Regions from separate parts of the Homo sapiens genome. Here regions 1 and 2 are each linked to region 3. Evidence: chromatin loops called from intact Hi-C (ENCODE). Cell type or tissue: gastrocnemius medialis. All regions are shown on one strand. Links, peaks and the distances in the headings refer to the core of each region. The heading gives the core; the rest is flanking DNA. Region 1 has its middle 22 kb from the start of CBX7. Region 2 holds the start of SUN2 (Sad1 and UNC84 domain containing 2). Region 3 overlaps PDGFB (platelet derived growth factor subunit B).

Region 1 (10,540 bases), core at 2,335-7,334, 60 kb before region 3:
GAGAAGCACCGTCTTAGGCTATCTCAAGGGAACATTCTAGACTTTTCCCCCTAATTCACAGGTCACCAGGTACTGCGAGTTATTCCCTAATTACATCACACATCCCGCTGCAACTGCCCCCAGGATGGCTCCTCTTGGAGGTCCCACGACCTCTCAAACTGAACATACCCAGACCTGAGCGCCCTGCCCTCTTCTTCTCCCAAGTCACTTCTTCCTCCCCCTCCTCCTCCCCTTTTTCCAGTACCTGTCCAGGTGAACTGAGCCAGCCAAGCCAGGTACCCAAGGAGTGTTCCAGGGCCTCCTCTGGCTCACCTCCCTCCACCTCTCACCATCCCCTTCTCCCAGTCTCTATAGCAACCACCAACCACCCTCCAAGACGTAGCCACCAGCACCTCTCACTTCAGCCACCTCCACCATCTCGCACTGGCAGTGGACTGACCATGTCACTCCCTAGAACGACCCCTCGGTGGCTCTCAGCTCAGGGCTGTTCTGCAATGGCACACCTCCACACCTGCTCTCTGCTTACTAAATGCTTCCACTATTACTATTGCTTCCAGCTTTCAAAACGAAGCCTGATCAGCTTCTCCTCCACAGCCTGCCCTGGCTACCCCTCTGCCTGCCCCCACCAAAACTTCTGGGCTCCCCTTAGCCACAGCCCTGGTCCTGCTGTGGTCTGTGAGTTTCCCCCAGCAGCCTGAGAGCTCCTCTGGGAGGGACAGGGAACTGCCTGATTCAATCACCAGCCTGGTGCTCTGCCTGGGGCCATGCACACAATAGGGGTCCTGTGTTTGAGTAGATAAAGGCCCAGTGAGGGGCTAGCCTTCAGCAAGCCACAGGGAGATGGCAGAAGATGGGGTTACGCAGCGGGAGTGGGGAAAGCTGTTACAGAGGTGCCCTTGTGGACCCAGCTATAGGCGGGAGGATTGCTTGAGCCTAGTTCAAGACCAGCCAGGGCAACATAGCAAGACTCCATCCCTAAAAAAAATAAATTTAACATTTTATTTTATTTATTTTTAGACGGAGTTTCACCTTGTTGCCCAGGCTGGAGTGTAGTGGTGTGATCTCAGCTCACTGCAACCTCTGCCCCCCAGATTCAATCGATTCTCCTGCCTCAGCCTCCCTAGTAGAGCTGGGATTACACGTGCGCATCAACATGCCTGGCTAATTTTTGTATTTTTAGTAGAGACGGGGTTTCATCATGTTGGTCAGGCTGGTCTCAAACTCCTGACATCAGGTGATCCACCTGCCTCGGCCTCCCAAAGTGCTGGGATTACAGGCGTGAGCCACCACGCCTGACCAAAAAATTAAATTTAAACTCTTAAAAAGGTCAGCCCCGGTTGAATAAAAAACAGAGAGGGATGGCTACAGGACGCCTGGTGCCCAGTTCCCGTCCAGAGCCCTGGAGGACAGCAGGATTCTCTCTGCCCACCAGGTGGCGCCAGATTCCCGGCGTCCGGCTGCCCAGCGCTCGGTGTTGGGTGGATGGGGCCCCAGGGAAGCCAGAGGCAGAGCCTGCAGGACCCACAGCAGGTCCTCGAGGGGACATGCCCCATCTGCTTTCCTTGCCTGAGCGTCCACCATCAGCACCCTCCACAGTACAGGGAGGAGGGCTGTGGATGATGGGTGTGTCACGGGAAAATGGAAGAGAAGGCTGAGCGTCTTGCAAAGCAGCTATCGGGTGATGGAGCTAGACATTTGCACACCTGCAGGCTGGGTCACATCCTGTTTTCTGAAGACGCTCACCATGGGGCCTGTCTGCGCGGCCACCGGAGCCAGGATCGAGCCCAGACAGTCCAGTCCCAAACAGACCCACACTCTTAAGCACTGGGCTTGCCTGCTGCCCCTCCCTGCGGTCAGATCCCCTCCTGTTACAGATGAGGAAACTGAGGCCCAGAGAGGGGAATCGCTTGCTGAGGATCCACCCCTTGTGTGGAGCAGAACCAAAATGAGGGCTTCTGCCTGGTGGCTCCGAGGCCAGCACGCCTTCCTCCGCCATCGTGGAAACCCCTTGTCCCTTCCTGTCCAAGGAGCCCCGGCCCCCCTCCCGTGGGCTTTTCCCAGGAGCCTCCCTGTTCTGCCCAGCTCCCCTCTCCTCCCTTGCTCCAGACCCAAGCCACCCACAGACTACAACCCTTCCTACAGCCCCTTTCAACAGCCCCCGAGAGGATTTCCACCAGGGATTGGAAGAGGTCCTCATTCCTCCCACCCCCGGGCCGGATGGGGGCCGGAGGGGCAGGTGCGCGAGCGGCGCCGGATGGAGGATAGAGGGGCAGGAGGAGGTGTGGGCAGGCATGTCTTTTCCGGGTCCCACCTGAGGCCCCAGGTGCAGCCCCCTCGCACCATCCCCCGTCTGCCTGTGTTTGGGACCCAGGGCTGCGGCCGAGATCCATTTCCTCCCAGCCTCTGACCACCTGCTCCTGCCTCTCAGCACGTCTGCTTCTCCCCTCATCCCCTTAGCAAGCCCTGGCCTCTGCTCCTTTCCTGCAAGCGCCCCACAGTTATCCTGCCTCTTCTCAGGGCACCCTTCCCTTCCTCCCATGTCTCAGTGTTGTCTTCCCCCAGCTGGGCCCTGGGCAGCCCCCTCCCTGAGCACTCCTCCACCAGCCCTCAGTCCACAGCTGGGAAAACTGAGGCCTCTAATCTGGGGGCTACTCAGGCACATGGTTGGAGTTCAGTTATCTGTGTGTCCCCCAGGCCTGGCACAGAGCCCCGCACTGGGGTGGACTCTGCAGTGGGAGATGGTGGATGGGTTCAGCACAGAGCCCAGCGCTGGGGTGGACTCTGCAGTGGGAGATGGTGGGTGGGTTCAGCACAGAGCCCAGCGCTGGGGTGGACTCTGCAGTGGGAGATGGTGGGTGGGTTCAGCTGTGCTGGAATCTTGCTCCACCACAGCATGCTGTGCAGCCTGGAGCAGGTCCCTCAACCTCTCTGAACCTCCATTTTCTCATTTGTAAAACCAGGAAGAATGAGGCCTATTTTTTAGGCTTGTAGTGAGAATTGACAAGACAACGTATGCAAAATAAATATCACAGTATAAGGTGGTTGCCATTCATTCATTCTATAAATATTGATTGAACACCTTTTTTTTTTTTTTTTTCAGATGGAGTTTCACTCTTGTTGCCCAGGCTGGAGTGCAGCGGTGTGACCTCAGCTCACTGCAAACTCCGCCTCCTGAGTCCAAGCAATTCTCTTGCCTCAGCCTCCCAAGTAGCTGGGATTACAGGCGTGTGCTACCACGCCTGGCTAATTTTGTACTTTTTTTTTTTTTTTTTTAACTAGAGATGGGGTTTCACCACCTTGGTCAGGCTGGTCTCAAACTCCTGACCTCAGGTGATCTGCCTGCTTCGGCCTCCCAAAGTGCTGCGATTACAAGCGTGAGCCACTGTGCCCGGCCTGATTGAACACCTATTATGTCTCATTATTATTAAGTTCAAAAGAAAAGAAGCCAATTCAGCAGACCCCAGATTCTGACCTCCCATCCTATGCTGTTTCCTGGTGCATCCTCCACTCCTAATCCACACGGAGGCGTCACCCTAAATTACCCGGCTGCACATATCACTACCCTGGTCAAAAGCCCCCAGCAGTTCCCCGGTGCCTAGGGTGTCAGCTCCCGACTCCTGGCAGTGACACTGAAGACCCTCTGTGATCTGGTTCCAGCCTCTTTTCCATGGGATCTCTCTATCTTGTGACACCAACTTTGACTACAGGTGTGCAGATCTGGGTCCCGTGGCCAGAACACCCTGGGCTTTCTCACTGCCACGCCTGTGCTCCTGCTATGCCCTTGAGTGGAACAGCTACCATTTTTGTCCTTACCCAACAAAGTCCCGTCCGCATTTTCTGGCCCATTTCCCCCAGGTGGCCTCTCTGACCACCTGGAGCCAGGCTCTGAACCTCAGTCAGCCTCCTCGCCTAAGCATCCCGTTCCCCACTCCCCAACCGGGCCCTGCAAGGCCAGCTCTATCACCAATCATTGGCAGGAACCACTGGGCTAACAGCAGGTGCTGGACCGATCCACATGACAGGGGATGGCCTGACCTGCCCGTGTGATCAGAGTCCAGCTCTGCCACTGTCCCACGGGGATCATTCTTATCCGTCACATTCCTAAATGGACTAGAATGGTGGCCTCCTCTGCCCTGGGACCCTACTCTCTCCAGGCAATGGAGAAAGAGCCAGGGGTCCCCCCACCACTAACTGCCCCACTGACACTGTGGGGTCTCTTCCCATAGTCACGGTGCAGGCATCAACCAGATACCAGACTAAATGGGATTATCCAGACAGGACCACTGGGCCAGAGCCTTCTGCTGGAGGGAGGGAGCTTTGCTCCTCCCCTACACCCTCCCTGTTCCAGGGCTCAGTCCCTTCCACAAGGTCCCACCAAGCCTTCACAAGCCTGCCCCGTCTAGCGATGGGGAGCCCCATACCCCCTGGGGCATCTTGTCCATCTCTGATAGTTAGTTCAGAGCTGAGCTAGCTGCCTCCACGGAATTTCTGCCCCATTCATTCATCCTCTGTGAGTTCCTTCTGCACGCATTGAGCACCTACTGGGTGCTAGTTGATGTGCCAGCTCGCCTGAGCTTTGCAACACCTCTGTGAGGTGTGAAGGCGGATGCTGATGACAGTGATGGTTACAAAACCAATGAGGAAAGTGAGGTGCAAAACCAATGAGGAAAGTGAGGTGCAAGAGAGATCGCCACCCACACAGAATCTCACAATCATCAGGCAGCGGCTGGGCCAGGAGTAGATTTTCCATCTGGGTGACCCAGGAGCCTGTGCTCTTTCTTCCACTGAACTGAATACGTCCCCTAGCAGGACTTAGGAGGGGTAATACTTGGGGAGGTGGGGGCAGGACTAGCCTATCCAGTCCCCCAAAGCCTTCAGTAGAGGGCATAGAGCTGGACCTGCGTTGGGGTTACCAAGGGTAGCCAAGGGTAGTTTTGGAGCTGCTGCAGCCGCTGCTCACCCCCGGGAGCCTCCTTCTGAGAAGGAAGTATTATTGAGCCTACATTGTGTTGGGAGGGAAAACGTGGGGTCCTTGGAGCCCTGCCAGCCCCCTGCCTTCAGGCTGTTTGGCTTTGTTTGTTTTTTTGGTCTTTTTTTTTTTTCCTTTTTCTTTGGGCTGATTGTTCTCATTAAATCTTTTTGTCCTGTTTTGTTTTTTACGGGGCTGACAATGCTGCTCAGTGCTTAGCGCGGCTTCCTGTGTTTCTGCCCCAGCGCAGGCCTCGATGGGGCTGTGCTTCCTGTTGTGAGCCGTCGCCATGGCAACTGGAGGCCTGGTGGGCTCCATGGGGGTATGGGGAGGGGTGACATCAGTGACGTCACCGGGTGAGAAGGCAAGGGGCAGGGGTCTGGAGGGGGTTGCATGGGGGAAGGGCAGCCAGCAGCCAGCCGGCGCATTGCTGGGAGCTGACTCACAGCCCGGGAAGGGGAAGAATGCCCTCACATTCTTTTGGGAGGTAAACAAGGTCAGGGAATGCGGCTGGGATCCTGTTTACCTGACCCTGGCCCCCCGGGGGACCCGAAGCCCTTACAGGACAACACACTGGAATAGAACCAGCCAGACTTGGGGGGCTAGGGAAGCAGGGGAGAAGAGAGGAACCGTGAGGGGCCCCCAGGTGGGGGCCAGAGACAGAAAGCCCAGGATTCCAATCACATCTCCACTAGGTGACAGCGTGACAGCTCTATGACTCTGAGCAAGCCACATGGCCTCCCTGTGCCTCAGTTTCCCCTATTTCTAAATGGGGAGAATTTCTCGTGCAGATGGTCCCTTGGTCTCCAATCACTTTGGGCTGGTTTCGGGGGTTGCGAGGGTGGCAGCACAGCCCGTGCCTCTGCATTTTCTCCGTTCTCCACCCGCCCAAGGCCTGATCCAAGGCTAGGGTCTCCACGTCTCTGCCTGCACCTGACCCTGCTAGGGTAATGCCCCAGACCTGTAGCCAAACCAAAGGGCCGAGGTGGGCTGGCCTCGAAGGGAGGTGATGGGCGTGCAGCCCAGGGCGGGGCGCGGCACCTCTAGGATCCCAGGGCTGGAGTTGGTGCAGCTAGCCCCGCTCTCTCCCCTACCCTGTGTCCCCCCTTCAGCTTTCTCAGAGCCCCACCTCTTATCCCTGAACCTCCAGAGTGACGGCCTCCCCTGCTCATTAGGGAGGGTCCAGAGGAGCCCCTCCTGGTGCCAATGGTCTGTATCCTGATCAAACTCTGGGATTCCATGGTGCTGAGATCTGCAAGAACAGCCCCGGGGGCAGGGCCGGACTCTGCATCTCTAAGACAAACCTTTGCCACCTTTGAAACTGACCAGCTGGGAACAACGTGCCCTTCCCCCACAGGTGCCATGTGAGGGCACAGGCCATGCCCCCATGGCCACAGTTGAGTTGGGGCCACCTGGCCTATGGCTGAGAGTCTGGGTATCAGAGTCTGACTGGCTTTGCGGCTTGCTAGCTAGGGCCTTCGGTCAAGCTCCTTAGCCTCTGTGAGCCTCAGTTTCCTGATCTGCAAAGCAGAAGCTCCCAGGGTTGATGTGAGACTGAGTGAGTTAATTCACATGAAGCCCTTAGCGCATAGTAGGCCCTCATATGTGCTGAACCCACACAGAGCCAGCCCCCACAGACCCCTGCATCCTCCGCAGCAGCACCCAATGCCCCCGTCTCTGAGGGCTCCCCTATGCTGAACACCCGTCCCAGTGCAGGAACAGTGCCCACCAGATGCCCCATGGTTTTCCCATAAAGGGACCGGACTTGGGTTTCCCTGGACAGGGAATATCCTGTTCTGGGCTGGCGGGGGGGAGGAAGAGGAGCGGGAAGGACACGGCGGCTCCGCATTCCTGGCATTCTTGGCGGCCGCCCTGTCCAGCTGCCTCGGCGCTGCCGGGGGCCCTGGCCTACTGCCATGCTGGCCCGACACGGCACAGCAGCACCCCGCTTGGGGCGCCCCTTGGACTTGGGGTGATAGAGGACCCATCTTGTGCCAGTCCCACCCATCCCAGACTATCGCAGAAGCAAATGAACCCCAACCCTGGAAGCAGAGATTCGGGGGCTCTGGGAGGAGTCAGTTAACAGGGGAGGAGTTTCTGCTTTCAGTTCTACCTTATGGGGCTCCCTAGCCCACCTACCGTTCCCCAGGGAAGCTCTCGGGGTCAGAGCCGGAAGAGGGGAGAGGTAGAAGACTCCTGGGTTCTAGTCTCCAGTGCCCAGACAGCCACTTCCCCTCTCTGGGACTCAGTATCTCTGTCTGCAAGATGGGAGACTTTGATCCCTTCCTTGGGCAACCCCAGCATTGCTGCCCTTGTCACGCTCTATGGCATCATCACTGCCTCTCTGCAGAGCCTGTGCCTCTGGCTAAGGGCAGGAGCCCATCCCTTCTCCGCACTGGGCCGGGCCTGGTGGGATATAGTGGTTCCCACCGCCACGCAGCCATGGTATGCAGGATTCGAACATTCAGAGGGGAGGGCCTGGGGGCGGTCAGGCTCTGGAGCCCTCACCCTGGGAGTGCCTTTGGGGTCCTAGGAGGAAAGGGGTCCTTGTCCAAGATCCCACAGCTAGCTCGGTCAAGCTGACCCGGGAATCCGGGGACTTGCTGTTCTGCAAAACCACCAGAAACTAGGGTAATTCTTTTCCATGTTTTTCTGCAAACGCCCCCTAGTTTCAGGCCCAGAGCAGTCTGGGGAGAAGCTGGGAGCTGGAGGCTTCAGAGACCTCCACTCTGCAGGAGACCAAGCCCGCTCCCCATGCTGCCCTCTGCCCTTGGGGAGCCTGGAGGGGTCTTCCAGGGCCGGGAGGGGACAGGCAGGAGGGGCTGCAGTGGGATGGATGCATCTGGGCTGCCAGTCTCTAGCCTCCCACCCTCTCCCTCCCCTCTCCTGCTGGCTCGAGGACCACCCCAAGCCCCTGCCCAGTCCTGGGAACTCCAGCTCCATCTGCACTGCAGGCCCCATTTCCCACTTCAACAGCTCACGGTGGCTCTGGGCACAGGGACCAGAGCAACCTGGTCCAGGCCACAGCGAGAGGCAGGAGCAGCTCTTTGCTGGAGTCAGGAGGCCTGAGAAGTCCCTGGGCCTCTGCACCTCCACTTGATCATCACAGGGTTAGAGGATGTGGTCCCTGGGGCCAGCCTCATCAGTCCTCTGTGGTCCCAGGATTCTGAAATTCAACTGTTTGGTTCTGAGACCATCAGTCACCTCCTTCTGCCTGCCCTTGAGAGGATTAAGCAGAGGAAGTCCCTCCCTGTTACCTGCTCTTCTCTAGGGCTCACCCTGCAGAGTTCAGCTCCCATCCAGGCCAGGGCCCTGCTCCCAAGGACCCCATCTCCCTACCACTTGACCCCCCCAAAAGGCCAGACACCCCCAACGCTATTGCCTCCGCCTTCCCCTGGTGCCTCCTGCCTGCCTGTCCCGCCTGCCTGTCCCACCCGCCTGTCCCACCCGCCTGTCCTGTCTGCCTGTCTGGCTGGCTGGCCATCTGTCTGTCTCTCTGTCTGTCTGAGGGACAGTAGGAGGAAAAGGCTGGAACCCCACCCTGCTGGGTCCACATGTCCAGGGCATTGTTCAGCCTCCTCTGGGAAATCACCTCAATTGTGAGGCTTAGGGGCCACTGCGGCACGGCCGGGTGTGTTTACAGATGCGGGGGTGGCCAGGGGTTGTGTCTGTGGAGGAGGATGGGCACAGGGGGTGTCACGATCATCTGTGTGTGGCACGCTTGATTAAATAATGATAAAATGACGAAATGGAATATTATGCAGCCATCAAATACGAGGCCTTTGAAGAAGAGTGAGGACATAAGAAATGGTCCCAGTGTAAGATTTACTAAAAGGGAAAGTGCACAATGAGAAGAAGTCAAAGTGACCCACCAAATGCTAATCACAGTGATCTCTGCGCAGCCAAATCATGAGTAATTTCCTATTTCCTGTGTATTTACGGTGTATTTTCAATGTTTTTGGCAATGAGCACGTTCGTTTTGTAATCAGAAAAAGGAGAATAAATGTTGTAAAAATCAAACTAAAGATGAACTAGAAAACAAATGAACATGACTAAAATAAAATAAACTCACTGGGCATGGTGGCTCACACCTGTAATCCCAGTTCCTCAGGAGGCTGAGGCAAGAGGATCACTTGAGCCTGACAGTTTGAGACCAGCCTGGGCAACATAGTGAGACCCTGTCTCAAAAATAAATAAATAAATAAATAAAATAAGGCCAACAGAAAAGACTAAACATAAAACTAAGGCAAATGTTCAACTCCAGTTAGCAAACACTGAGTGGGCGCCTGCTGTGTGCAGAGGCTCTGCTGAGTGCCGGGGTTACAGAAATGAAGGAGACGGAGCCCTTGGCGAGTTAACCGTCCATCAGGAGGGTGGGAGAGTCACCAGTCATGAGGCCCCCTCAGGAGGGCACCGGAGAGAGGGAGACATGGATGAATCAGGAGGCCTTCAGGGAGGAGGTGACGGCTCACACAGAGGCTGGGGACAGGGGATGTGGTCCTGGTGGGAAATATGGCCGGTGGTGGTTGGAGGGTCCGCTGGTTGCACGAGCTCAGTTTAAGTATAGCGTGGGGAAGATAGGCTAGCTTCAACTCGCTACAAGTCTGGAGTGCCGGGTGGAGAGAGATTCTTAGCCAAGTGGGCATTCCTCAGGAAAGAACACAGGGAATGGTCAGCCATTCATTCACTCATTCATTTATTCAATTCAACAACTACTTCTTGAATACCATCCACACGCTAGGCACTGTGCAGCTTCCATTCAAATGCAGGGAAATGGGCAGGAAAGCAACCAATGAGTAAAGGGAATAGAAGTTGGTGCTGTGCGGAAGGATGGGGCAGGGTCCAGAGGTGGGGGTAGCTTGATGTGGGGTGACCAGGGAGGGCCTCACAGACTGAAGGAAGTGAGGGAGTGAGCCCACTGAGGCTGGGCTCTGCAGGAGGAGGGCTGTCAGCAGAGGGGGCCCAAGCAGACAGAGTCAGGGTGAAATCCCATAGGTCCTTGCAGGCCTTTGTAAGCACCTGAGCTGCGGCTCTGAGTGAGGACCGGAGCAGGAGCCGGGGAGGGTCTGAGCAGAGAAACACATGATCTGACTTAGGCTTAAGCAGCCTGTAGGAGGGGAGCTGGTGGGGCTAGGCTGGGCCAGCAGCCCTGGTGAGGGCGAGGAACAGAAGGCGGAGCCAACAGCAGTACGGCCTATCTGATGAAGGGTGGTGGTAAAGGAAAGAGAAGGTCAAGGCCTATTCCAAGGTTTGGGCCCTAGCACTTGGAAGGACAGAGCTACTGAAACTGATGGGGCCAGCTGGGGATGGCAGGTTTGGGGTGGGATGGAGCAGGGAAGACAGGCACTGAGGCTGGACAGGTCGAGGTGGTGATGCCCGGTGATAAATCCGAGACTTCCACCCGGCAAAGCTGAGCAGGCAGGGGCCAGCTGGGGACACTCATCGGGCGTCACTGGCTCGTGGGTGGGGATCAGCCCCTAGAGCCGGATGAGACCACCCTGGGGAAGGGTGTAGACAAAGAGTAGCTCCAAGGATTGAGCCCTGGCACCCCCCGCCAACGTTTAGAGATGA
Region 2 (9,461 bases), core at 1-5,000, 480 kb before region 3:
CCAAAGTGCTGGGATTACAGGCATGAGCCACCACGCTCAGCCAAAAGGATTTTTCTTTTCTTTTCTTTTAATAATAGAGACAGGGTTTCACCAAGTTGGCCAGGCTCCCACCTACGTCCTGATGGCGCTTGCACTGTCTGTCCCCACGGTGCACACTGTGCTGCCACATCTTGGTAAGATGATGATAAAATGGTAAGTGTCTGCTGGGACCGGGCTCCTTGTATACCTCATTTATATTATTAGAAGCAAGGTAGGTATCATTACTCCCATCTACAAGGGAAGAACCTGGACACTGAGGCAATGGGTAACTTGTCCACAGTCCCCAGCCTGTAAGTGCCAAAGCCAGGGTTTGGGCTCAGCTCTGACAGGCTGTAGGGCCTGGGTCTTTCTACTCAGGCATAAAGTTTTCCAGTTGTTTCAGGAATGTATTGAAGATTCTAGTTGTGTGTCCTCAGCTAGAATCTTTTTTAGCCTCACACATGCGCAAAACAAGGCTGTATACAAACTTGTTACACAACAAATATTTGTTAGCAAACTAACAAAATAGGGAGGAGGAGGGCAGCATGAATTACAGTCAGTTCCGGTCACCATGTGGGGCAGAAATCAAGGCTCTGGAACTGATAATGAGGACAAAGGAAGCCAAAGTGCAAAGATCTGGCAAGAGGTAGCATTCTGTGACATGAGGAAGATTAATGAACCACTCAGGTCTAGACACCCGAATTCAAAGTCCCCGACTGCCAACATGGGGAGTCTCAACGTTAGTGCCTCTGCTGGCCCGTACAACAAAGTCACTTGGGAATTCCTAGCACTTGCTTGTGACTTTTGATCACTTCTAATATTCCTGGTTGATACTTAAATGACCAGTTCTCTGGGTTGTGTGGTGAGTATAGAAGTCCACTTCCCAACCCAGGCTGCAGAAACCCGAAGGTCTGGTTAGTCCAGCTAGAAAGTCCTCCTCTGAAAAACAAGCAGCCTCATGTCCTGGCCTTGTTGGCATCTTCCCAGGTCAGACGCCCATCTGGCATCCCCTCTACTTTTAGCTGGTGTTGGAAAAGGGACCGATTGGTAGTAGGAAAAGCAGGAAGTTGGCCTGGGTCCTTGTCTCTATTCCTGTCCTTATAAGGTAATCTCCCCTCCCCCCTCCCTGCCCCGCCCGTACGGTCCCTACCTGAAGGCTCCAGCTGCCCACACAGGGACTCCTCTTAGCCTCTGTCCTGCTGAAGGAGGTGACACCTTTGCCCAGGGCAGAAACAAGGCAACATGTTTATACCATACCCAAGCTGCCGCTGGGAAGAACTAAATATTCTGATGGAGGTTGAGCGGGGAGTGCTGAAAACTGTCAGCACCCGCCTCCGCCCTCCCAGAACTCCCAGAGATGCCTCTCAGTCTTTCCTGCGGCATCCTGGCATCACAAAACAGTTTACCATTGAGTCTGGGTTTCACAAGATGAAAAAGGTCGAGGCCCCATTCTCCAAAACAAGAAGTGAGCCTCTGGGAGCTGAAATCTACTACTGCGAATCATAATAGACACCACCCCCGCCCCACCTCCTCCCTAACAATCAGTTAGGAAACGCTCATCGGAAAGCATCCTTCCCCACTTCTCAGCTGGGCGACTTCCTTTCTCAATTCCGCCCTTCCCCATCACAAACATCTCCATCCATCTTCAGACTTAAACCAGATCTGGGGCATCTTCCTCGTGACATTTCCACTCCCTGGGCACAGCCAGGCCACACGCCCTTGTGGGACCTGCCAAACGCCCGGTGCTAACTCCCTCTGCCCTCATTCCCACAGGCCAAACCTGCAGAAATTGTCACCAAAGGCGCGCCTCCTGGCTCTCTAAGTCACACCGCGCCCCCCATTGCTTTGTTTTGTTTTGTTTTAGAACTGAACAAAACGGGCCTTCCTCTGAGGCCCTGAGTTCTGACAGGCAGAGGCTGGGAACTGCCTGTCCCTGGAAACGGCCTGTCTGGCACAAAACCCGTAGGCGCTGCCCGGGGCCGGGTTGGGGCAGTCGGCCTTTGCCCTCCTCCTCCCGGGAGGCTGCCCGGGAAGTCCCGCCCGCAGACACCGCCCTCCCGGCTGACCAGTGGCGCGGCAGGCGGGGCGGGGGCCAGGAGGTGAGTCAGGGCGCGGGCCGCGGACCCGGGTGGAGGCTGGATCCGGCCCAGCACGTCCCGGAGAGGAGGAAGCAGGCCTGGCGGCGCGGCCCCGCCCGAGTGGCCCGACGGTGACCCGGGGTCAGGCCGGGCCGCGGCCCCCCAACCCTCTCCTGAGCTCGCCCGCACTCACCTGCTGCCGCGGCGGCTTCTAGCCCGGCCGGGGGCGTCCGAGGCCAGGCCGCCGCCGGGGCGCGCCCCCTTTCCGCGTGGGGATCCCGCGGGCGGCGCTCCGCTCAGGGCGACACAGCGGCCGGGCCCGGGGCGCGCGGGCACGCGAAGAGCGGCGACGCGGGACAAGGCGGGCGGGCGGACAATGCGGCCGGCGGAGGCCCGCGCTGCGCGAGTGGGGCCGGGCGGCGCGCGTGTGGCCGACTCTGTATGTGTGCGCCTGTCAGTCAACGCTGACAGGCCGCAGCCCATTGGTCAGGCCCCGCCGGCCGTCACCGCCCACCGCCGCCACCCATTGGCCGGTTTGAACACAAAGCCCCGGCTCGCCCCGCCCTCGCGTGGGCCCCGCTGCCCTGCGCGCTCAGCCTAGGAGTCCGCGCGTGGGAGGCGCTGGGCGGGCGGGGACCCCGGGCTGCGGGAGGACGCGACGGGAGCCTGTGCTGGGGCTCGGGCTCAGCAGGGCACTGGACTCCCGATCTGGCGGCTCAGAACACCTGAGACAGCTCTGAGCGCTCCCACGCGCGCCTGCAGCCTGGTTCACCAGGCCGGCGTCCGAGGGGAGGGTGGGAGCCCTGGGAGCGGCAGCGCGCGGGTGGCCCTTGGTGCACTCTCGGTGAGGCTGTCGAGGGCTTGCTCAACACCCGGCACCAGTGCCGTTGTCCTCTTAGCCGGCCATTTCTACACCCATTTTTCAGACAAGGAAACAGGTTGCTAATTTGGGGATTCCAGACATGCTGGGAGGCCCTGCCTCTTCCCAAGCTTTACCCAGAGCACCCAAGTTTCACGACAGCTCTTCTATTTTTTGTTTGTTTTAAACAGATTTTCTATTTTATTTAAATAGAGACGAGATCTCACTATGTTTGCCTAGGCTGGTCACGAACTCCTGAGCTCCAGTGATTCTCCCGCCTCGGCTTCCCAAAGTACTAGGATTACAGGTATGAGCCACCGCGCCCGGCCAGCTCTTCTGTTTTAAGGACGGTGCTTGCTGCACTTGAGCTGTGGGAAGGCAGGGCTGGCCACTCATTCTTCTACCTTACTCAGACTTGGAACGAGTGCTCAGCGTTTGAGTAAAATGCTGCCTGACTCCGGGGGTCCTGTTCCTTGGCTCCCCATCCGCCAACTGTACAGATAGAGCAGGTGCACAGCTTGGGATGAATCTCTTTCTGTGCCAGCCCTTCTAAGGGCAGATGAACAGTCGTTATTTTACTTTTAAAGTACCAAGAGGAAACGAGACAAGAATGACAAAATCACCGAGGCAGGAACAGGAAGGCTGTGGGGTCGGAGGATTGAGGAAAGGCAAAACCCTCATGCTAAAGCGGCTTCAGCCCAACTCCAGACAAGAACAGTCCCCTTTCCTGGGCCTCCATTGCCTGCTCTGGAAAGAGAAGAGTCTCCTGCTCTTCCACCCTCCTGGAGACCACGGTGCTGGCCATTATCACTCCTAGGTTTAGACTGCAAGCTCTTTGAGGACATGGACAAGCTCTCCAGAGCCTGGTACCGAGCCTGGCTCTGGTCTGAGTGTCTGCTGGATGGAGCAATGAAAGGAGAATTCAAATCAGACGTAGGGGCAGCATCCAGGTAGGGGAAGGGCCTCTCTGACTCCTCATCTCTGGGATGCGCAACTCCAGAATTCTGTCCTAACCACTTCTATGGAGTTGCCACATCCTACCTCCTCCATTGCACAGCCTGCTTCCCCCTCTCCGGGGGTCCTGGCAGACAGGGGGGTCTGGCCTTGCTGGGGTCGGGGGGGAGTCCAGGTCCCCTCCCAGGATGTGCTGAGTGGATATGTGAGGCTCATGCCCACAGGCTGACTGAAGGCAGGCCCCTCTTAAACTCTGCATCCTCTGGGGGCTGGGAGCAGGCAGAATAATGGTCGCTACAGGAATTCGGTACTAATGCTTGGAATCTGTGACTGTTATCTACATGCAAAGACTTTGCAGATGTGACTAAAGATTTTGAAATGAGATTATCCTAGATTATCAGGGTGGGCCCTAAGTGTAACACAAGTAACCCTTTAAGAGAAAGATAGGGGCTGGGCACTGTGGCACACGCCTGTAATCCCAGCACTTTGAGAGGCTGAGGCAGGTGGATTGCTTGAGCTCAGGAGTTTGAGACCAGCCTGGCCAAATTAGTGAGACCCCCCCCCCCCACCACCCATCTCTAAAAAAGAAAAACAAAAAAAGAAAATAATTAGCTGGGCATGGTGGTGTGTACCTGTAATCCCAGCTACTCAGGAGGCTGAGGTGGGAGGATAGCTTGAGCCTGGGAAGTCAAGGCCACAGTGAGCCAAGATCAAGCCACCACACTCCAGCCTGGGTGACAGAGCAAGACTCTGTTTCAAAACAAACAAAAAACCAAAGAGAGGCAGAGAAGACGAGCAGAGGGCAATGTGACCATGGAGGAAGAGATTGGAGTGATGAAGCCACAAGCCAAGGAATCAGAATAATAATAAGTGTCCTGTGTGCCACACCAATGAGCTCTGTGGCCTTGGACAAGTCAATGGGGCTCTCTGGCCTTCATTTTCTCTTGCATGAGGGTCACATGGGCAAAGGACTTCTGAACTACTTCATCCCAAAGGGGTTTTATCACCATGATCTTTGCGGGGAGACGGGAGGAGGTTGGGCCCTTGGTTTGTCCTGGACCCATCATCTGTCAGGTGGGCTTCTCTGTGCTGCCAGAGAGCAGGGCCTCCCCTCTAACACCCCACGTGATGGTGGAATGTGCTGTGTGCCTGTCTGCCTCCCCCATGGACACTGGACAGTGACAGGTCGTGGTGGGTGTTCAGCGTCCTATGAACACGAGTTAAGGAAGAGCCTCCAGTCACCTGCCTGCAACCCAGGCCAGCTCCACATCTCCCTCCCTGCTGTCAGCATCAGTCAGCAGCCAGGGTGTCGGCGTCTGTCATTTAACCATCACAGGCAGGCCTTGGCGGGGGCGGGGGACTTTCATGTCAGGCATTCTGGCTGCAGGAACTCGCTTGGCAGCTGTCAGAGGGCGGTAACCTCAGGGGAGCTTGGCGACCGACCCTCCCTCCAACTCCCGGGGGCTGTTTCTCTGCACCCTTGGGGATCTGATGTGGGCTCCCTATTCCACCCCACCCAGTCTGGTGACAAAGGCTGCGTATTTACAGAATCTTTCATCCTAAGAGCTCAAAGAGCTCCATCACCAGGTGACAACCGCAGTTAAACTCATTTTATGGAAGAAGGCTACTCTGAGGAGTGCAGGCGTGGGATCCAGGTTACAAAGTGGGTCAGCTAGGGTGCCAGGAACACAACGTGGGTCCCTGACTGAGGGGGACAGTCTTAGGCATGCAGAGATTTGGCCAGACTCTTATGGGTGACTGTGCCTTAGTCACCTCTGTCCCCCACACCTATTACAGTACCTGGCTCCTAATAAATGCTCAATAAACGTTCATCGAGCGACTGCCTGACTGCAGCTTCCCAGTCTTAAATCACCAGCTCCCCAGTGTGGTTGCAGACGCAGATCTCCTGCAGGCCTCACCTGCACTCCTGGGGCCTCACCCCAAGGCCTCTCCTACTCCTGAGCCCTTACTCAGGCTGTGCCTCAGCCTGGAACGCCTTTCCTTGTTTCTCTGCCTGATGACATTCTAATCTTTTGGCCGGGTGCAGTGATGAATGCCTGGAATCCCAGCACTTTGGGAGGCCAAGGCAGGCAGATCCCCTGAGGTCAGGAGTTCGAAACCAGCCTGGCCAATATGGTGAAACCCTGTCTCTACTAAAAATACAAAAAAATTAGCTGGGCATGGTAGTATATGCCTATAATCCCAGCTACTTGGGAGGCTGAGGCAAGAGAATTGCTTGAACCCGGCAGGCAGAGGTTGCAGTCAGCTGGCACTCGGTAGGTGTAAGCTCCAATTAGCCGTCATTGTCACCAACACCCTGAGCACAGTAGCTGGCTGAGTGTGTGCTGCCCACATGGAGGAAGGCCTGAGCTGGCTGTACACTCACAAGGGAGGCTGGGGCAGCGCTGGAGCTCCCGAGGGCACCGATCCATGGGCCAGAACTCAGGGGCTGACATAGCCTGCTTGCCCCATGTCCAGGGTGTTCCTCCTGGACTCAGCCTCTTCATACATCCACCAGGTGCTCCACCTTCTGTGGGGACATTCTGGGCCAGTGGTCCAGAGAGCAGGCTTGGAATGCAGACACTCCTGGTGAACGACGTGGGCAGGTTTAACCTTTCATTGTCTTGATGTCCTCATCTGTAAAACGGGGATGATATCAATGTGTCTGTGTCATGGGAGCTCAGTACAGTGCCTGGCCCTGGGCAAGGATTGCTAACTGTCACTAACTAGCAATCAAGGCTATTTTTTTTTTATTTATAAGCATTTATTTATTTAGCAAATACTTACCGCTTGCCTGTTCTGACAATGTAAGACATGCCCCTGCCCTCCCGGGGCCCACTGTCTGGTGGAGAAGGCAGTCATGTGAGCCGATCATCACAACACTTCAGACTCGTGCCCAGGAGGGACACAGGGCTCAAAGGGACCCAGTGTGACTTTCATGGGCCCCCTCCTCCAGAAAAAGTATTAAGTATTGTGTTTTGCAACTATGTCAGTATCCACAAGCCGGCTAGGTTATATCCATTTTTTTCCCTTCTGATTAAACAAATAATTAAAACATTTATGTCGGCCCCTGAAAATTCATGGCCCTGGCCCTGGGCCTGCTGTGCCTAGTGGAGAGTTGGTCTGGCCCTGACTCTCGTAACCAGACTTGGGGAGTCAGAGAAGCTGCTGGAGAAAGAGACCTCTGGAGAAAGAAAGGGCAAGAGGAGGAGCCGGGGACAGAGGGGACAAGAGTACCAGGCAGAGGGGATAGCAGCGAGAGCGCTCAGCTCACTGGTGGGGAAGCTGCCAGATGAACCAGGCCCCCTGCGTGGAGACAGCTGGCAGAGCCGCCTCTGGCCATCCAGCCCTGTCACTGCAACCTCCAGCTCTGTCCCTTGGGCTAGCTGGAACGCCATAGCACAACCCGAGTGCCCCCGACCCCAGTAAAAACTCCCCGGTCTACCCACCTCTCCCTCCTGCAGGGCTGCAGCCCCCAACCCCTGCTCTGGTCTTGGCTTTTTTGTCTGTAGAGCAGGGGGAGTAATTGTCCTGCTCCCTTCCCTGCCAGGTGTCTGTGGAGGCAGAGGAGGTGGGAGGACCCTCTAGGCCTTCAGTTCTCACAGCAGTGTTGCTGTGGGTGTGGCCTGTGTGCTTCCCATGCAGGGACACTCAGCACCCAGCTGTCAGCACTGCAGCCTGTACGCAGTGAGTCACTGAGGGTGGTCCCCAGGGAAGCCGGAGGGCTGGTGGGCCTTGGTTATGGCTGAGGGCATTTGAACCTGGGACCCCAGTTCATTCAGTCCTCCTTTGTGCCCACTGCCCCTCCCCCAGTGCCTCTGTTTCCCTGGGGACGGTGCTTCCCGACAGCCAGAGGGATCCAGGTGTAGGGAGTCTGGGTGGGTGGCCTTGATGGCACATAGCTGCATGTGGGCAGCTGCCCAGCTCGGCTTGACTCGGCTCTGCAGTCAAGCACGTCGGGCGGCACCTCCCAGGGCCCTGTCCATGCACCTGTGCGTCATATGCAGGACGGCCTGCGGCTGCCAGCCCGGGGCCTCAGGGGCTTGAGACGCAGGAAGTGGCTCTGCGGTAGGGCATAGTGGCCAGGAGCTGTGGGCTGGAGAGGGCACCTTGTTGATGCTGAAGGGAGGGACGGTGGGGCAGGATCAACTGAGCCATGGACCAGGGCTGTCCCCTCCCCTCCATGTCCAGGAGAGGCTCACCTCCAGGTGGGTGTGAGAAGGTGAGAGTGTGTGTGAGTGTGAGTGTATGTATGAGAGTGTGTGAATGTGTGTGTGTATGAGTGTGAGTGTGTGTGGGGAGTGTGTGTGAATGTGTGTGCGAGTGTGTGAATATGTATGTGTGTGTGGGGTAGTGTGTGGGAGTGAAAGTGAATGTATGTGTGCATGTATGTGTGCGAGTGTGTGTGAATGTGTGAGAATTGTGTGAATGTGTGAGAATTATGTGTGTGAATGTGTGCATGTTTGTGTGACTGTGTGCAAGTGTGTGTGTATGAGTGTGAGTGTGTGTGGGGAGTGTGTGTGGGGAGTGTGTGTGAATGTGTGTGTGCGAGTGTGTGACTGTGAATGTGTGAGTGTGCGTGTGTGAATGTGTGAGAATTATGTGTGTGAATGTGTGTGCATGTTTGTGTGAATGTGTGAATGTGTATGTGTGTGAATATGTGTGTAAATGTGTGTGCATGTTTGTGTGAATGTGTGTGCAAGTGTGTGTCTGTGTGTGAACTGATGCCTGCTCTGGCGACCTCTCCTCTGTTCCCTGGACTGGCTTCCCGAGCTTGGGCCACACGGGCTCTGAGGGTCCCCTGGGTCATGGTCTTCCCTCTCTTCTTTGAGTCTGGGGTGCTCGGAGCTCCCCTGTTTTCGCCTCCTTTTCTGTGCCCAGGTTCTTTTCTCGGTGACCCCATCCTCCTCTGTTTGATTCTCAACGGCTTGGCTCTTAGGGCCAAGGTGGCTGCGGTGATTTGTAATTCAGGCAATTTCTTAATCTTCTCCTTCTGGCCTCTCCCCAGGCCAGCCCCCACCCCTCCTCAGCTCCCTCAGCGCCAGGTTCCTGCCCCCACCCCATGCCCACCCAAGTCCTGCCCAGGACATGCTTTTTGGATCCTGTGCCCCCCTCTCCCTCCCACAGGCTCAAACCGTTCCCCCTGGGACCCCCTTGGCACAGCCCCGCCTCCTCCTCCAAGACAGACGGGCCTTCTGCCCCCATGGGGCCTCTTGCTACGCTGTCCTCTTCTCCAGTGAGCTTCAATCCCTGAACTTGACTCTGGATGGTTTCTGCAGCTTCCTGGCTGCCCCCTCCCCTCCTCTCCGCTCCAGCCTCCACAAAGCTGCCAGGCGGATGTTCCTGAAGCAGGGGCTGGACCCGGCCACCTGCCTGCAGCCGATCATCCGTGCATGGCTCATCAGCCCCACGGCCAAGTCCATGGCCTGGAGGCCCCCGTGACACGGCCTCTATCTGCCCCTCTGCCTCATGGCCTCCCCTCCCCTCCTTCCCCGCTAACTGTGTAGAAAAGAATGAATGTAGCAGGCTGGAGACAAAGGCCTGCTTGCAAG
Region 3 (10,540 bases), core at 2,877-7,876:
ATTTTTGTATTTTTTGTAGAGATGCCTCACAATGCTGCCAATTCCACCTTGCACCCCTGACTGATCACCAGCTAGCTGTTCTGCATATGGAGCTGAAATCTCTCTCCAGTGGCTTCTCCCCACTGGTCCTGGTTCCCCCGCTCAAGGATACGAGAAATTCGTTTGATTTCTCATCCCCAGGACAAGCTGCTCACTATCGGAAGTTGATGTGCGCGGAGCTTTCTCTCATCCAGGCCCAGATTCCTTCCACCATCCCATCCCCACATCCAACAAAGCAGGGGGCTATGGTAGCAAGACTGGAAATGGCGCTGCTCTGGATGGGGTGGTCAGGGCAGACTTCTAGGAGGAGGTGACTTCTGAGCTGAGACTCTAATGAAGAGAAGGAGCTAGGCTTGTGGAGAGCTGGGAGAAGTGTTCTTCAGCCACAGCAGTGTGTGCTAAAGCCTTGAGGCAGAAACTCCATTAGTTACTGAAAGAGGCCTGCCCGGCGGGGGTGGCACAGGTGAAGGGTACTGGTTGGCAGAGACCAGAGAGCCAGCCAGGGGCTAATCCTCATGTAGGGCTCTCAGGCCAGGGAGGAACCTGGCTTGTGTCTCAGCAAGATGAAAAGAAAGCCTCCCGTGAATTTAACCGGGGGCGGGCCTGATCCCATTTCCATTTTTAAGACCGGCCCCTGCCCCCAGCTGCTGCAGGGGAAGGGGGCTGAGGGCTGAGCCTGGAAAGGTGGTTACCTCGCTGCTCCTGGGAACCCCCCGGGCTTCGGGTCACAGGCCGTGCAGCTGCCACTGTCTCACACTTGCATGCCAGGTGGTCTTCCAGCGTCACCGTGGCCTTCTTAAAGATTGGCTTCTTCCGCACAATCTCGATCTTTCTCACCTGGAGGACAGAGCCACAAAATGCCTCTGTAGAGACCACACAGCCAGGAGCCCGGGAAGCCCGAATGGCTTGCGCTTCCCACCCCGGTGTCCCCTGCAGCAATCTTTCCTCGAAAGCCCGGAGAGCAGGCTGTGGGGCAAAAGCTTTGGCCCAAACAATAGCAGGACCTTGACCTCTGCCCTTCTCGTAGCTTTTCCATCAAAACAAGCCCTCCCGACCTGGGGCCCCCCTCAGTGCCCCCAGAGAGGGACAGCCAGAAAGGCATTTCCGGGTTGAGCTGGGGCCTGCGGTATCCTCATTCCCGGAGCGCCAGCCAAGGTCAGGGCTGCGGCAGAGGCGGGAGATGGTTGTCTGGAAGGAAGTGGGGGGAGGCTTCATCTAGGAGGGAGGTGGGAACGGGGAGGTCAGATGTCAGGTGTCCATCCATAGAGCTGGAAGCATCGAGGACAGGAGATACCACGAGAGTGGGCAGTGGGGTGGAGTGACATTCGTAGTCTCAGGCGTGGGGCCCAAGCCAGGGAGGGAAGGTGGGCAGGAGGAGAGGCCACGGGCTGGTGGCAGGAGAAGGAAGTGCGGCTAAGCAGGCAGAGCATCGGGCAAGGGCCGGTGCTGAGCTAGAGAAATGCGCACTGCCCAGCCTGTGGGCGAGGCTGGCCTGGGGCGTGCAGGAATCTTTCCACAAGAAGCAGAAGCAGCAGCTTCTCTGACTCTGCCCCGACTAGGGTGAGACCAGGGTGCTCCCTGAGACAGCCTCTACTCTAGAATTTTCCCTGAGTCCAGTGTATGTATCCCCCGTCCCTCCGAAGAAAAGCAGGATCAGCATTCCACTGTTGTCAGGGGACCTGCCCCAGCTCCGCAGTGTCTATCACCTGGTGGGCCTCTCTGCACTCTCTTTATTAAAGACACAGCTTGTCAAAGAGAGACAAGCAGGTGTCAAAGATGCAGGGCCACCCATCTGAGCCTTTCTCAAGACAGCCCTGAATAGGGAGAGCTTTGGGGGAACCTGAGTAGCTCCCCAAAACATTCTGAGTGTCAGATAAATGTTTGCGGATACGGCTCTTCAAGGGACGTTTTGCGATTTTGTCCTTGTAAAGGAGGTGACATCCCTACTTCACGTTGGCTCCACACCTCGCCCAGCCCGGGGGGTCTGTCTGTGGCTTTTGGCTACAGTGGCCTGAGCCACCTCAGAGGACTCATGGTCGGCCTCAGTCCACCTGCCTAGGAAGAGCTTCCCAAGAGTGGGCCTCTCTGGACAGAGCCCAGGAACAAATCAGGAATGTCCTTCGACACACCACTCTGCCCAGTCAAGGAAGCCTGGTCAGGTATGAGCCCCAGAAGGGTGGTCTCCACCCACCACCGGGACCAGCCTCGGGGGGCCGCGGAGCCTACGCACCTGGACAGGTCGCAGCTGCACCTGGGTGGGGCGGCACTGCACGTTGCGGTTGTTGCAGCAGCCGGAGCAGCGCTGCACCTCCACACAGGGCGGCCACACCAGGAAGTTGGCGTTGGTGCGGTCTATGAGGCGCCGGGAGATCTCGAACACCTCGGTGCGCGTCTTGCACTCGGCGATCATGGCCGGCTCAGCAATGGTCAGGGAACCTGGGAGGAGACGAAACCTGGGTCAGGAGCGTAGGCCTGTCCAGAGTCCCCCCACTTGGCAGGGGAGCTCAGCGGGTGCCTCCGGGACTGCTCTTTCTCACGCCCTTCAACCCCAGGGTTCAGGTTTCAAGTCCTGGCTGTCATTAGCCATGGGACTTGGGCAGATGGCTGAGCCACTCTAAGCCTGTGTTTCCCCATCTGAAAATGGGACCATGAGATCTACACCCAAGAACCACTGTAGTTTCAAGTGAGAAAATTCAGAGTGTGGGGCATGTTGTAAATGCTTAGTAAATGTCCGCTTCCCTCTGCTGGCACATGACTATTTTATTCTTCTTTATGATTTTACACATTTATGGGCTTGCCCAACATGTGGTTTTTATGCAGGTACCATATTAGCTCGAAACCACGCGTGCACTGCTGTCTCACGGTGCCTTGGATTCCTGCATCACTGCTGCTTTCAAAGCCTCAGCTTCCTCCTCTATGAAATGGGATAATAACAGCACCTCCCTCCCATGTGGATCTAAGGTGTAAAGTGAGTAAGCCTTGCCTACAGCAAGCACTGAGGTTACCGATGCTATCCATGTACAGAGGACAGGAGGCTCTGAGAGCTGAATATCCCGTCCGCCCACATTCATAGATTGGGGGTGGAACTCAGGCCACCTGACTTTTTTCTTTTTTTTTGAGACGGAGTCTTGCTCTGTCGCCAGGCTGGAGTGCAGTGGCGTGGTCTCGGCTAACTGCAACCTCCGCCTCCCTGGTTCAAGCAATTCTCCTGCCTCAGCCTCCCAAGTAGCATGGACTACAGGAACCTGCCACCACGCCCAGCTAATTTTTGTATTTTTAATAGAGACAGGGTTTCACCATGTCGGTCAGGATGATCTCCATCTCTTGACCTCGTGATCTGCCTGCCTCAGCCTCCCAAAGTGCTAGGATTACAGGCGTGAGCCACCATGCCCGGCCCAGGCCACCTGACTCTTATTCATCGTTCCCCCAGCCTCTAACTGCAGTGTTTTGGGGACTCCAGGTGTCAAAGAGGAGGAGGGGTTTGAGTGGACATTTGCCTCACCTGGGAGGGTTTCTCTGGGACCTAATGATCTACGGTCTCCTTTAGGTCTCTGCAAGGGAGCAGGAGGAAGTTCCAGGCTTTGCTCGAGGTCTACCAGCCTAGGCCGCGGCCCTTTGCCACAGGAGATACCCATAGCCCATCAGGGACCACGCTGGGTTCAAGTGAGGGGAGCAGGTTGGGATCTCAGCCCTACCGCTCCCTAGCAGTGTGACCTCGCCTAGTTCTTTACCCTCTCTGGGCCCCAGTTTCCAACTCTGTGAAATGGGGTTAATAATATCTACCTCCAGGATTGAAATAAGGAACGAATGAGCTTTGCAGCACTATATTTAGAAACCAGAGAGTGTGGGGGCGAGGGGCTGTGATGACTGAACACAGGCATTTAAGGATGGTTTTACTCTCTCAGTTCGCTCAGTCCTGAATGTGGGGGGAACGGGAGTTGTAAGAGGACCCTCGGGGCCCTCCGACTGGCTGCCCGCCCCCGTTCTCTTTCCCTGGCCCCCATGCTAATTTGAAGGACCCTTGTTGGGTGTCTCAGTCTTACCCAGGCTCCTTCTTCCACGAGCCAAGCTCTCCAGCTCGCCTCCAGAGTGGGAGCGGGTCATGTTCAGGTCCAACTCGGCCCCATCTTCCTCTGCAGGAGAAGTCACAGTCAGACACCAGGCGGCCCCACCTTGGGCAGGGGCTCCCTCCGCCGGGGTGTCTGGGCAGGCGGGAGGTTTGCCTCTCCCCCACTCCAGAGAACAGTCCCTCCTTCCAGCCCCCATAAATGCACGGGTCCTGGCCCTGAGCAGGGACCCTCCAAGCAGCCCCCAGGACAGCTGCAGGCCCAGGATCCTGACTGCATCCCTGGCTCTTTAGCCAACATTTTTGGCCAGAACCCATGTCAGTGGAGTTAAAAATAACCCTTCCCCTTTGCTACTGTAAGTGAACCCTCCTCGGCCTCCAGGGCGGGGCCGGGACCTAGGGCACTGAAGGCCAGTTTCCAGTGCCCCTCCACCCAGCGTTCCCATAGGAAGTGCTGAATGGAGAAATTCCCAGAAGCCCCAGGGGGACCGCATGCCCTGAACACAGCCCCTCTGGAGCCCCGGACAATGGCCGCGCTGGGCAGGCGGGAGCCACGGAGGGAGGGAGGGAGGGAGAGGGATGGGGGTGGGAGCTGAAGACAGAGAAGAGGAGAAGAGGGGTGGGAGTTGGGCCTGCTGGGGGTGGGGAGTCCCTGCCACACACCCTTCTAGGGCCTGGTCTCTCTAGCTCCGGGGCCCTCACACCGTATCTGTATCTGTGTCTGTCTCCCTCCCCTTCTCTAAACTGTTGCCCCACCTCTGCCCCCAGCCGTCTGTTGATTCCTCTGGTCACAAATGACAGCTCCCTTTTCTAGCCTGGGCACCATCTCAGTCCCATCAGCCCTCCTTGGAGACATCGGTCCTTTCCAGAGCCCATGGCCAGAGGTTGGCTGCTGGGAAGTGAGGGCTGAGGGAGGCCTCTGAGCTGGATGTTAAGGCGTGGACAGACCCTTCTGTCTCTCTCATGGGTGAGGAGCCACAAATAAACTAAGGGGCATTGGGAACACGCTCCTGCCACCTCCACACAGCACCCCATGGCTCCAGTTCTGGCACCGACCCACTGGCCCCATCCAAGACAAAGGCGCCTGCCGCCTGTCCGTCCCGGGTACTGCAGGGAGTCTGATGACTAGTCCGCTTCCGTCCAGCCTGACAGCCCCTACGTCAACGAGCCTATCTGTCCCTCTGGCTCCTTTCCTTTCTCCCTGCCATCTCTGGAATGTCCCTGGTGGGGAGGAGATGGGGAAAAGATGCGCTTTGTGGAAAGGTTAAGTTGATTAGGAAAAAATAGCCACATGGTTGCCTTGAAACAGGCCTGCTATTGAAACCTCATCTCCAAGATCCCGACCCCCACCAGGGGTGTGGAGGGGCCGTCTGAGGGTGGGGGTGTAAAGGCTTGGAAAGAAATGGTAGAAAGGCTAAATTTGGAAGTTGCCCCATTGTGTGTGGCCAGGGGCGGCCAGTCGGGCATAGGGTGGGGGTTGTGGGAGACATCGGGTGGGGGCCCTGGCGAACAATAGGTGGGCCCAGCTGGGGCCCCCTCCTGCCTGCCTCACCGCCCCCCAGCACAGGCGGGATTGAAAGGGCCCGGGAATGCTTTTGAGAGGGAGCCAGGGGCCCAACGGGGAGAGGAAACAAAGGCAGGAAATGCTGTTCCCCCGTAGATAGCGTCTGGGCAAGGATTACAAAGTGACAAAGAGACAGAACCCCAGAGGGAAGGGGACCTGGGGGTGCAGGGGGGCTGCTGACCAGGGCTCCAGGGAACAGGCCAGAGGTTAGAATAGAATGGAATTTGCTCTGAAGACAGCGTTTATAAATACATTGTCAATCCAGCCCGCCAGCCCCGCCACGTGTGTGCCACCGAGCACGTGCCCATTCGCTGAGTGAGCTCTGGGGCACGGGCAGGGCTGCCTGCTGGTCGAGGCCAGGTGTCCCCAGGGGACCTCACAGACCGGGCCCCTAGCCAGAGGGGCGGGGAGATGACTCCTCCAGTGCCACCCTCCCTGGCTGGGCCCACACCTGGAGACATACTCGGCAGATGCCCTGGGCACCTTCTCCCCGCCCTCCCTCCTCCTGGCACCCCACCCTTGGCACCAAGCCGGAGCCACACGTGGGTGCTTCTCCTGCCACACCCCAAGTCCCAGGTACCAACCCGCCTGCTGACTCGGCCCTGCCCTGGATGGGTGTGGCCACGCTCTCTCTGGGCTGCCATGGGCCTCTAGTTCTCCAGACGTCAAGAAGGAGGGATGCCTCCTGTCCTGCCCCTCCCAGATCTCTTAAAGTCTCCTCGGAGGGCCGGAGCGCGGGGCGAGGATTCCATTTACCTCCGGGGTCTCCGTGCAGCAGGCGTTGGAGATCATCAAAGGAGCGGATCGAGTGGTCACTCAGCATCTCATAAAGCTCCTCGGGAATGGGGTCCCCCTGCCGGGCAGACACCAAAAGGCTGAGTGAGCTGGGAGTGGGGGCTTTCCAGCATGGCTGTCTCCCCCACCACACGCTTTCTCGCTTTCTCCTGTGGAAAGCTCCAAGGTCACAGGGAGACGGACAGGCAGGATCCAGGCCTGATGATCAGGAGCACAAAGGCCTCGGGGCCTGGACCTGCCGAAGCCTCTGAGACCCAGCTCAGTCCCTGCACCCTCAACCCCCAACAGGAACCCCAGCTTGCTTTGAGTTGGACCTGCTTGTCTCTATGTCTGTCTCCCCCACCAAACTACATGTTCTGGGAATGCACCAAAATCTGATTTCTCCCTGAGTCTCACAACACACCTGACAGCTGAAGACAGCCAGCATCTCCCATGGCCAATCTAACCCCCATTTTACAGAGGGGAAAACAAACGTTCAAAGAGAGGCTCAATTATTGGCAAAAGCTGCATTCAAACCCATGCCTTTGGGATGACAGAGCCTGTACTCCCAGGCTCCTGGGTACAAGAGGTGCTTAATAAACGCGTGCAGAGTGCGATGGCCTCAGGAGGCCCCAGGTCCTAGCGGTATCTATGAAGTCTCTCACTCGAAAGAGGCGAAAAGGGAATCCTCGGACACGGCCGGGAAACCTGAAAGCTTACCCGTGCCCTGTGCCCAACCAAACCCTATTTTTAGAGCCCCTTTGGCCTGTTGCCAAACATACTCGAAACCTGATAACACTTCAACAGGCCTCATTCGGAGCTGGGCTTCCTCCAGGGAAACCGCAGGTCCCACAATGACACAAGAGCAGCCCCGTAGGAAGGTCACAGCCACGTCCCCCACAGTCCCAGGAGACCCAAGGGGCGGATGCCAGAGATCCCAAGAAAGAGGCGAGGGCAGATGGGAGACTGAGAATCACAATCCAGACCACCAGCCACTGAGAAGCAAAGAAAATTCCTAAGATGTCGCTGCACGTTCAAAGGCTGGAACCGGACTTCCACGTGTGCAAACACACACGTGCAGGCACAGGCACTCGGGCTGCACGGTCTGGACAGACAGTCCTGGAGAGGGCATCAATAGGCTTGGCACATTACTATAGAACCTTGGGTTAAACTATTTTCTGCCTCAGTTTCCCTGGATTAAGAAGGGAGGACTTCCCTTCTTGGTTCGCTCCACATTCCCGGAGCCGAAGGTCGGGGGGCTCAGAGGGGGTCGGTGCAGGCTACCTTCACAAAAGGGATGCTGCTTTCTCGCTGCCTGACGGCGGAGGGGGAGCGAGGGAGAGGAGAAGAGGTCGTCTCAGCCCTGTGGCCAGCCTCAGGGGGCTCTCCCCGAAAGCTCTGTTTCCTCCAGCTTATCATGAGGTCTAGCAACACCTCCAGGGGTTCATCCATGACCAACTCTGGCCACCCACATCGATCCAGGAGCCAGAAGACTCAGGGCGGGGGGTGGGGGTGACCACTTTTAAAGCTACATCATTCCCTGAAACCCCTGAGTCTCCATGTCTTTGTTTGAACATGGAGCTTACAACTCCGCCCAATGTCTAAGGGCTGCTGGGCAACTTGAGGAAAAAAAGGTGGCAGGGCTTGGCTGAGAACTAGGGTCTTTCCTTCAATATCCGGGCAGCCAGGGGCTGCACGTGCAAGACAGAGGAGGGTATGGGCCCCGCTGCCCCTCACTTTCGGCCCCATCTCCTCCGGGCTCTGCCTCCTCCCGCCCTCAAGCAAGTTCATTCTTTCCACCTCAGAAGAGAGACCACGCCTCCGGTGCTCTCCAAATGTTGACAAAGTACCCAACCCACAGAACAGAGGGCTTGGTCTCCAGTGAACACCAGCGAAAGCCGCTTCCCCTGAGAGTTCTGTCAAACCCAGAACTGGCAGGCCAGAGAGCTGAATCCCACGCCTTTGGACCAACTGCCGTGTGACCTCGGCTGGTCACTGCCCCTATGGTCCTGGCTCTCATCTGTGAATCGAGGGGCTTGAAGAACATTCGATTCAATTCTAATTCTGCCAGGAGGCGTTAGAAGGGGCAGAGAAAACGCCAAAGCCGGGTGCCTAGCCAGGCCTCCCTGGATCACTGGCAGAAGGAGAACAAGAAGCGTTTGTGGAGTAAAGATTCAATTAACCCCCCAGGGGAGGGGCCCAAAGGCCTAGTAGCAAATGGCATTTAGTGCTTGTGCCAAGATCTCCCTGCCCACTGGAGAGCCGGCTGCAGCTGCCAGCCACGGCAGAGGAGGCAGACCCCTGAACAGGCCGAGTGGACACCCCAGATCCAGGCCCACGACACATAGGAGATGCCCCTCCAAGGCTGAGTGTGAAAGAGCCCAGGATAGGGTCTGAGGAGGAGAGAGAGGCACATAGTAGGTCCTCGGTAAATACTGGTCAAATGCATGAAGGAGTCTACCATTTTCCAGGTTCTGTCCAGTATGATTCTTCTGCCTCCTCCACCAGGAGGGCCACCTGGGATATTCTTCCCCAACCCTAGGCAAATGAGCAACTAGAGTCCCTTTTAATCTGAGCAGGGAGACCGTCCCTGAAGATGCTTTTGGTAATGTGGCCACTAGATGCCCAGAACTACCCATAAGCCCCCGGATTTGGTAATAATACCACAACTAACATCTATGAATGCCAGCTACAAGCCACACGCTGAGAAAAACACCGTATAAACTACCAATCCTAAGAGGCTGGCAGTATTTGTATCCCCATCCTCCAGATGAGAACACTGAAGCTTAGAAAAAATTAAACAAGCAGCAACAGGTCCAGACAATTAGCAAGTGGCAGAGCTGGGTCGTTCCCAGGCTCCAGACTGCCCACCTGTTCCAGCCCACCATGGGGCGTCTCAGCCTCCCTCTCCTGTGTTCTAAGGCCACTGGCCCTCAGCATCACACAAGGTTCGTGTTGGCTCTTTACTCTGCAGCATGTCCCACGTCAGAGGCTCTCAACCAGGGCCCAGTGGGCCCCCAGGGGACAGTGGCAATGTATGAAGGCATCGCTGGTGGCCACAACTTGGGGTGTGCACTGCATCTTAAGTTGGGGGAGGCCGGGGATGCCGCTCACCACCCTTCAGGGCACAGGACGGCCTTCCCAAACATCAGGAGTGCAGAGGCTGAGAAACCCTGTAGCGGAGGAAAGAGCAAGGGCTCCAGATGCCAGGGCAACCTGGATTCTTGGAATCTTGTCACAATCTAAAACCTCGGCTTCTGCATCTTTTAAATGGGGCTAATAATACCTCGCCCGGGGTTACTGGGAGGCATAATTGCACAGAGCAGAGCTGCCAGCAGATAATGGGAGCTTAATGAGTTGTCACTGTCATCATCATTAATTCTTTCCGGATGGCTCCTTTGTGGGCAGCAGCGAGTGGCACACGTGCTCAGGGCCAGCAGCACAGGACATTTTTGAGGATGACAAGGAGTGGGTGGAGAGCTGCCTGCCCATGAAAGAGTGCGTGACTTTGCATTATCCCTTGTGCTGGGCCACAGGAAATGGTACCCTACCTCCACACTGGCAGAGCCTGGGCCGTGTGGGCTTACAAGGCCCTTCCGGGGCTGGGGGTGGGTGAGGGTGGGGGGACACTCAGCACGTGCTCAGCTCCAGGATGCAATGCTCTGGGGATGACGAGCATGAGCACCTGTTGGGAGTCACAGGCTCTTCTTGGTATGGGAAGGTGAGCCGCCCGGAGCCTGGTTTTCCTGGGCACAGGTTCCGCAGGCCTCCAGGTGGACAGCTCACTTCAGAGATGGGAAAGGAGGCCTGGCACCCTGAAGAAGCTGTCCCAAGATCTCAGGCCCGGGGTTTCTGGCAGAGTGAGGGCGTGGCGAGGAGGCAGCTGGGGCAAAGCCAGCCGTGGGAGCCAAGGTAAACAGCCTCCTCCGACCCCGCCCCCAGCGCCAGCTGCAGCAGGTAGGAAGGGCACGAGCGAGCGTGAGGCCAGGTGAGTGATCTGCTCCCAACCAGGCTGGCAGATCAAAGGGGCTTGAACCCCACCCTCCTCCTGGGCCCAGCACACACACACAGATACACACTCCCCGGCCCGCCTGCCA

The links. A loop is a pair of places that touch in the nucleus more often than their neighbours do. Peaks named below come from ENCODE experiments on the same cell type or tissue, not always from the same donor. Only the 100,000 strongest peaks of a DNase experiment are listed, where the experiment ranks them.
Region 1: a loop joins it to region 3, with 3 times the contacts of the local background. A loop is called at or near these places in 60 of 110 quality-filtered maps.
Region 2: a loop joins it to region 3, with 2.8 times the contacts of the local background. A loop is called at or near these places in 2 of 110 quality-filtered maps.

Annotation. Positions count from the first base shown.
Region 1 is chr22:39,169,536-39,180,075 of GRCh38, forward strand. No RefSeq gene overlaps it. Among named protein-coding and RNA genes, the nearest start is that of CBX7, 22 kb to the left of the region's middle. RefSeq lists enhancers at 2,163-2,968, 3,981-4,650, 6,649-6,943. In gastrocnemius medialis, for the core only: no CTCF peak of the experiment used is centred there; DNase peaks (open chromatin) are centred at 5,261 and 6,799; H3K4me3 peaks cover 587 bases; H3K27ac peaks cover 4,564 bases.
Region 2 is chr22:38,753,474-38,762,934 of GRCh38, forward strand. It overlaps SUN2 (Sad1 and UNC84 domain containing 2), which reads right to left and starts at 2,525. Exons shown (of 18, transcript NM_015374.3): 1 at 2,290-2,525. RefSeq lists enhancers at 1,339-1,408, 3,667-3,806, 6,743-7,567, 7,398-7,447, 8,048-8,097 and silencers at 1,899-2,248, 2,359-2,908. In gastrocnemius medialis, for the core only: no CTCF peak of the experiment used is centred there; DNase peaks (open chromatin) are centred at 1,078, 1,658, 2,078, 2,618 and 1 weaker place; H3K4me3 peaks cover 3,179 bases; H3K27ac peaks cover 3,818 bases.
Region 3 is chr22:39,229,353-39,239,892 of GRCh38, forward strand. PDGFB (platelet derived growth factor subunit B) reads right to left here. Exons shown (of 7, transcript NM_002608.4): 2 at 6,426-6,522; 3 at 4,083-4,172; 4 at 2,270-2,475; 5 at 732-876. Among named protein-coding and RNA genes, the nearest start is that of PDGFB, 10 kb to the right of the region's middle. RefSeq lists enhancers at 6,973-7,867, 7,868-8,762. In gastrocnemius medialis, for the core only: a CTCF peak has its summit at 5,204; DNase peaks (open chromatin) are centred at 4,476, 5,209, 6,069 and 7,219; H3K4me3 peaks cover 330 bases; H3K27ac peaks cover 4,624 bases.